2 separate regions of the Homo sapiens genome follow, and region 2 is linked to region 1. The links are chromatin contacts, found by Hi-C in ENCODE. All regions are on one chromosome and are shown on one strand. The core of a region is the stretch at or near the end of the contact, and the rest is flanking DNA. Distances in the headings are between cores, read along the strand shown. Region 1 holds the start of TNPO1-DT (TNPO1 divergent transcript). Region 2 holds the start of BDP1 (BDP1 general transcription factor IIIB subunit).

Region 1 (2,691 bases), core at 115-2,614:
AACTTTCCCCTTTTCCACTAAACATAGCTTCTTCACCACTCTAACATGAAAGCTTTGATATAACAGGGAAACTTAAAAAGCTGCAGGAACTTTTGTTATTCTAAAAGTGAGTAGTACGTCAGGACAGCCATTTTACAACCTTCATTTCCAAACACCTATTACACCATACATCTTGCAATTTTAAAAGTATCTTTTCTTTAGGGTAAAAAAAGTACCACTTACACATTCATCATTTAAGTCATTACTGTTTCAAAGGACAGTTATTAAGCTTCTTAATACAGCTGTCAAAATCAATTTGTAGATAGCCTCCAATTTCAAATTTCTACATTTACATCTACTGATAGACCATCCTGATTAGCGATTAAGATAACAGACTTAAACTCTAAGCAATCCTTGCAAAATCCAGTTGATTTTTAAAATCAGTAAGCAACACGCGATCATTTTTAAAGAAAGTCATTCCGAAAATAGCTTGATTGTGGTGGCCAATCTGCTCCTCAGCAGCTGTTCCCTGTTGCTTGTACGCATGGGAGTGGAGGTAGAAGGGCAAAACCCACAAGCCCACGCAAAACTCGTACAGTCACAAACATTATGTAAACATGTCGTGAGGCCAAGAGGCCCCAAGGAGAAAGAACCGCCGGGAGGAAGAGAACGGCAAGCTGCATGTAAGGACGATGGGCGCTGTGTGCGGACGCAGGAGACCCGGGCAGAGGGGCCCAGGGCGGGACAAAGACTGGCCCATCTCGGGCAGCGCCGGCCAGCGCCCAGAACCAGTGAAAGGCAGCCGTCCCGGGGCAGCCGACTGCAGCACTCAAGGGCCCTCAAACGCCACAGCTTAACAGGCGAGGCAAACGCTCCCCTGAATGTAAGACCCTTCCCTTCCCGCCCCTTGTAACGGGCTCCTGCCGCCCCTAACGGGATCCTCGGACGCTTGAGGAGCCGCCGTCGCCTGCTCCCTACCCGGGTCCCGCAGGGCGCCTGGGCGGGCAGCTGTTGGGGTTAGAACCGCGCCGCCGCTGCCTCTCGGCTTCAAACGGCCGGGCAGGCGCCGAGAGAGCGGGCGAGCCCGGCGTCTCTCCCGTAGGCGCGTCAGGCAGCTCGGCGCTCCCAGCCTCCGTTCCCGCCCCTGCAGTTCGGGGCCGCGCACCCTCACGCCACCTACCCGGTCCCACACCATCCCAGACGCCTCGGGCGCTCGGGCCTTCGGCCGAAGCGGCACTGCCTCCTGTCCGGGGCCTGAAATGGCTGCGGAACAAAGAGAATCTGGGCTTCACCGAGCGCCGGTCCGATTGGCCGGGGGGCGGAGCCCGCGGCGGGAACATTCGGCGGCGGTCGCCTTGGCAACGGCGGCGGGGCTAGGAAAATTGCTGCCTGGGTCGGCTGGGCCTGTGGGCCTGCGTCCGACAGCGCGCGGCCGTGCTTTCTAAGCGGGCTCGGCAGCACCAGACTTCACCGGCCCGGCGCGGGGCTCACAAGTGCTCGCACTCCCTGCGGCCGGCGCGCTGACCGGAGCCTCTGGGTCTCGCACGCAGCAGCTGCAGACGCTGCCCGGCGCGGTGGGGCTGTGAGCAAAACGGCCCGCCGGTGTGGTTGCCCAGACTGTGCTGGGCCCTCCTAGGTGGATGGCCCTGCCCCAGCCTAACTTCTGTACCCCAGCATAACCTCCAAAGTAACAGCCGTGCCCTGGGAGCCTGTTCAACACTGAACATATCCCACAATAACACTGTTCCAGCGTCGCTGGTAAAAAGCAGAAATGGCTTCGGTAGGTAGACGCCGGTGGATGGCTGCCCGCTTAGAACAAGATAGGCTTTTGACGTATGTTGTATCTGGCGTATAAACTACTATGTAATTAGAATTCAGTGATTTATAAAATGTTTACGCCTCCAGGTGTTCAATCCTATAAAACTGTAGTTTCTTGCTCTTAGAAATAACAAGCCTTTCTCTCCCTAACCTGCCATCATGAGAAATTAAAATGTCCTGTATTTTCTGTACGGCAAATGATTCAAAATGGGAGTGGTGGACGTTTTTATACCCAACTGCAACAAGGGTAATGAGATAAATATCAGTTTCCTTCCCTCAGATTATTCTTATATGTAAAATTTACTGTATAAAAATACTTAAAATTTGCATAGCTAGCTGATTTTTATTTTCTAAGGTGATGATGCCCGTGATAATATTCCTCACATGATCAGTGTGAGTAGAAATACCAGCAGTTCCGACTATCTTACTGGAAGTGCTGTATATATTTTGAAAATGTGTGACAGTTGTTGCCTTCCTGTCATAGTTTAGGTAAAATTACAGTACATAATACTAGAAAATGTCTAAATTTTTACTAAGGTAATTTATTTGTTCTTCTAAACGTGTTAACAATTTTCATTTGAATTACAGTCATTTTGCAGGAACAACTAGTTTATTTAACTTAAAATTTGAGACTAAAAGTACCATTTTTTAATCATTGGGAAATTGAACTTAGCAAGGGAAAATATAGATAACTAAAATATTCATGATTTCAACATGTTATAATATTAATTTGATAGTAATTGGATACAGTAGTGTATATCAAAAAGAGCCCCCCCCCCCAAATAGGAGTAGATTACCAAGAAAAAAATGTAATATAAACTTTTCTGAATGGTAGTTTATCTGCAGGAAAATATACCCAGAAAAAGTATATTTATCCAAATAACAAATGGCTTA
Region 2 (2,691 bases), core at 139-2,638, 1.4 Mb after region 1:
TTGGAAATTACTAACCATCACTGAACTATCAACGTAACACCATACACTCAGCACCAGTTCAGGCCAATAGAGGAAGATGTTCCAAAAATAAATAAATGTTTCACCTTCCTATCACAGCATAAACAGAATTTGTACTATCTCACTTCACTTAACAAGGCTGTTTACTGATTTCCTCATATATATAGAAACAGAGACCATCTTAGCCTAACATGTCTTAAATTTACTCCATCACCTTTCTAAAAAACTAGTAACTTTTTGCGGGCAACTATTCTGCTATATCCCCTGCAAGGTAGTTAATATGAATTATCTCCAATCTGCACCAAAACGCTCCAAGTAGGCAATATTATTCCCATTTTGCAGATGAGCAAATTCTGCCTGAGAAAAGTTTACCTGTAGACTAAAAGAGTCCTGAATCCAAATATGATACATGACGCTAAAGCCATGCTTCTCTATTCAGGAAACACGGTCACCATAGTTAAAGAGGCACACTTCAATTAAGTGACCAGAACTCTTACTCACTGACATAAATCGGTAAAGCCAAAGCAATACTTATCTTCTCCTTTAAAAAATAAATATTTTATAAATTGAAAGACAAAAACACTTCCCTGCAAAGCACTCCAGAAGGATGAAAACTATAGTGACCTAAATTCTCAAATGAATAGTGTGGATATTCTTCACTTCAGGACTGCCATACCCCGATTCTCCCTACCACCACTTGAAGACATGGTCTCCTCTCGGAGAATCTATAGACCGTGACAAAATCCACACAAGCCACACCCTGCAGGTCAGACAACTAAACTGCAGTTTGGAGTGGTTTCATCAAGCCTCAACTGAAAGGCTTACTGCAAACGAGAGCGGACTCCTGTGATAAAATTCATTTGCTCAGCTTCCAGGTGACATGCCCGGAGAGGCGGGACAAATGAAAATTCTTCCCTCTGCAACCTCTTACCTGCTCCTAGGAGCCTTTTCTTGGGGCTCCGCTCCACCGAAATCGACTGTGGGCACATCTGTGGGCTCCGCGGGCTTGGAAGCAGAGTCCGTGGCAGGATCCGGCGGCCTGGGAGACTCCCGTCCACGCTGGGGATTGGAAGCTGTGGAGCCCCTGGCGCCTACACCAGGCCTGACATTCGGCTTCACGCTAAGGCGTGCCCTGCGGAACATGGCGGAGGCAGGGGGCCCGGGGAGGCAGCCTCACGGCCGCTCACAGCCCCGAGCCCCGGCGGCTGCCCGGAAAGGGGATTAGGAACTACGCCCTCCCCACAAAGCCACACCACCAGCTCAGGGGGCAGCTACCGTAGTTTCACTGCCCCGCCGCCGCCTCCTCCTCTCTCCCGCCGCCGCCGCTTTTTCATGACCCTGCCACACACCGATGGCTAAATTTCACCCTCCTCCCAGCATCCCCGCGCTCACAGGACGCCGCAACTGATTGCGCCATCAGCCAGCGCCGCAGAATGACGTCAGACGCACAGCACTGGGAGCCATGGTAACTACCAAGCTACTGAGACTGGGTTACCTGCGGACCAGAAATTGAGATGCAGAGATATTTGCTCTTTCTTCTCCAGGAGTCCTTAGGAGTAGTTGAAAAGAGGAACAGAAGAAAGTCCACTTCTCTGCTCAAACCTTTACTGGAACTATTAAAATCGCTGGCCGATTTTGTCTTTTGAAGATCCTGAAGGGTTTAGAAATTCTAAATTGAGTAGACATAGATTAAAAATGCTGGTGTGAAGAAACTGATAATAGTTACCTCCCAGGAGAGGAATGTGTTTCTGGAAAACACGTCGTGGTAGGAAGACCATTTACCGTACGCCTTTGTGTACTTTTTTGTTTTTGTCCTTTGAGACAGGGTCTTGCTCTGTCGCCTAGGCTGGAGTGTGCAGTTGCGCGATCTTGGCTCACTGCAGCCTCCACCTCTCGGGCTCAGGCGATCCTCCCGTCACAGCCTCCCAAGTTGCTGGGACCACAGGCACGCGCCACGACACCCGGCTAATTTTTTTTTTCTCGTATATTTAGTAGAGACGGGGTTCATCATGTTGCTTAGGCTGATCTTGAACTCCTAGGCTCAAGCGAGCCACCCATTTGGCCTCCCAAAGTGCTGGGATTACAGACGTGAGCCACCACGCCCAACCTCCTTGTGTACTTTTTAATATGAATGTATCACCCGAGATCGTACCACTACACTCCAGCCTGTTTAAAAATTATTATAGTTGAAACCTTGTAAATTATTGTGAGTGTTCTTAATCTGCTTCAGGAGGTAGCAGTAAACAAGACGTTCTGGATTTGGGAGGAGAAAATACAAAAAAGAAATGAACAAGATATTTTTAAAATGTATCAGGCCCGGCGTGGGTGCCTCATGCCTGTAATCCCAGCATTTTAGGAGGCTAAGGCAAGGCAGATTGCTTGAGGTCAGGAGTTCGAGACCAGCCTGGCCAACATGGTTAAACTCCATCTCTACTAAAAATACAAAAATGAGCCAGGCCTGGTGGTGCAAGCCTGTAATCCCAGCTATGGGAGGCTGAGACAGGAGAATGGCTTGAACCCTGGAGGTGGAGGCTGCCGGGAGCCAAGATGGCACCACTGCACTCTAGCCTAGGCAACAGAATGAGTGAGACTCTGTCTTAAAATAAATGAATTAATTAATTAATTGCAATAAAATAAAGTATATCAAATGTCATGAAATAAATTTAAGGGTTG

The links. A loop is a pair of places that touch in the nucleus more often than their neighbours do. Pooled maps may share reads with other maps.
Region 2: a loop to region 1 is called in a map of B cell, with 13 times the contacts of the local background. The contact joins the promoter of BDP1 here to the promoter of TNPO1-DT in region 1. A Hi-C loop is called at or near these places in 1 of 168 maps with a recorded cell type or tissue (B cell), 1 of 37 single-sample maps with no recorded cell type and 10 of 50 pooled maps.

The regions. Positions count from the first base shown.
Region 1 is chr5:72,815,221-72,817,911 of GRCh38, reverse strand. It overlaps TNPO1-DT (TNPO1 divergent transcript), which reads left to right and starts at 1,364. Exons shown (of 9, transcript NR_186518.1): 1 at 1,364-1,759. TNPO1 (transportin 1) reads right to left here and starts at 1,251. Exons shown (of 25, transcript NM_002270.4): 1 at 1,160-1,251. The coding sequence starts at 1,174. RefSeq lists enhancers at 475-524, 1,605-1,684 and silencers at 985-1,204, 1,245-1,344.
Region 2 is chr5:71,454,348-71,457,038 of GRCh38, reverse strand. BDP1 (BDP1 general transcription factor IIIB subunit) reads right to left here and starts at 1,388. Exons shown (of 39, transcript NM_018429.3): 1 at 950-1,388. The coding sequence starts at 1,161. RefSeq lists enhancers at 601-1,526, 1,527-2,453.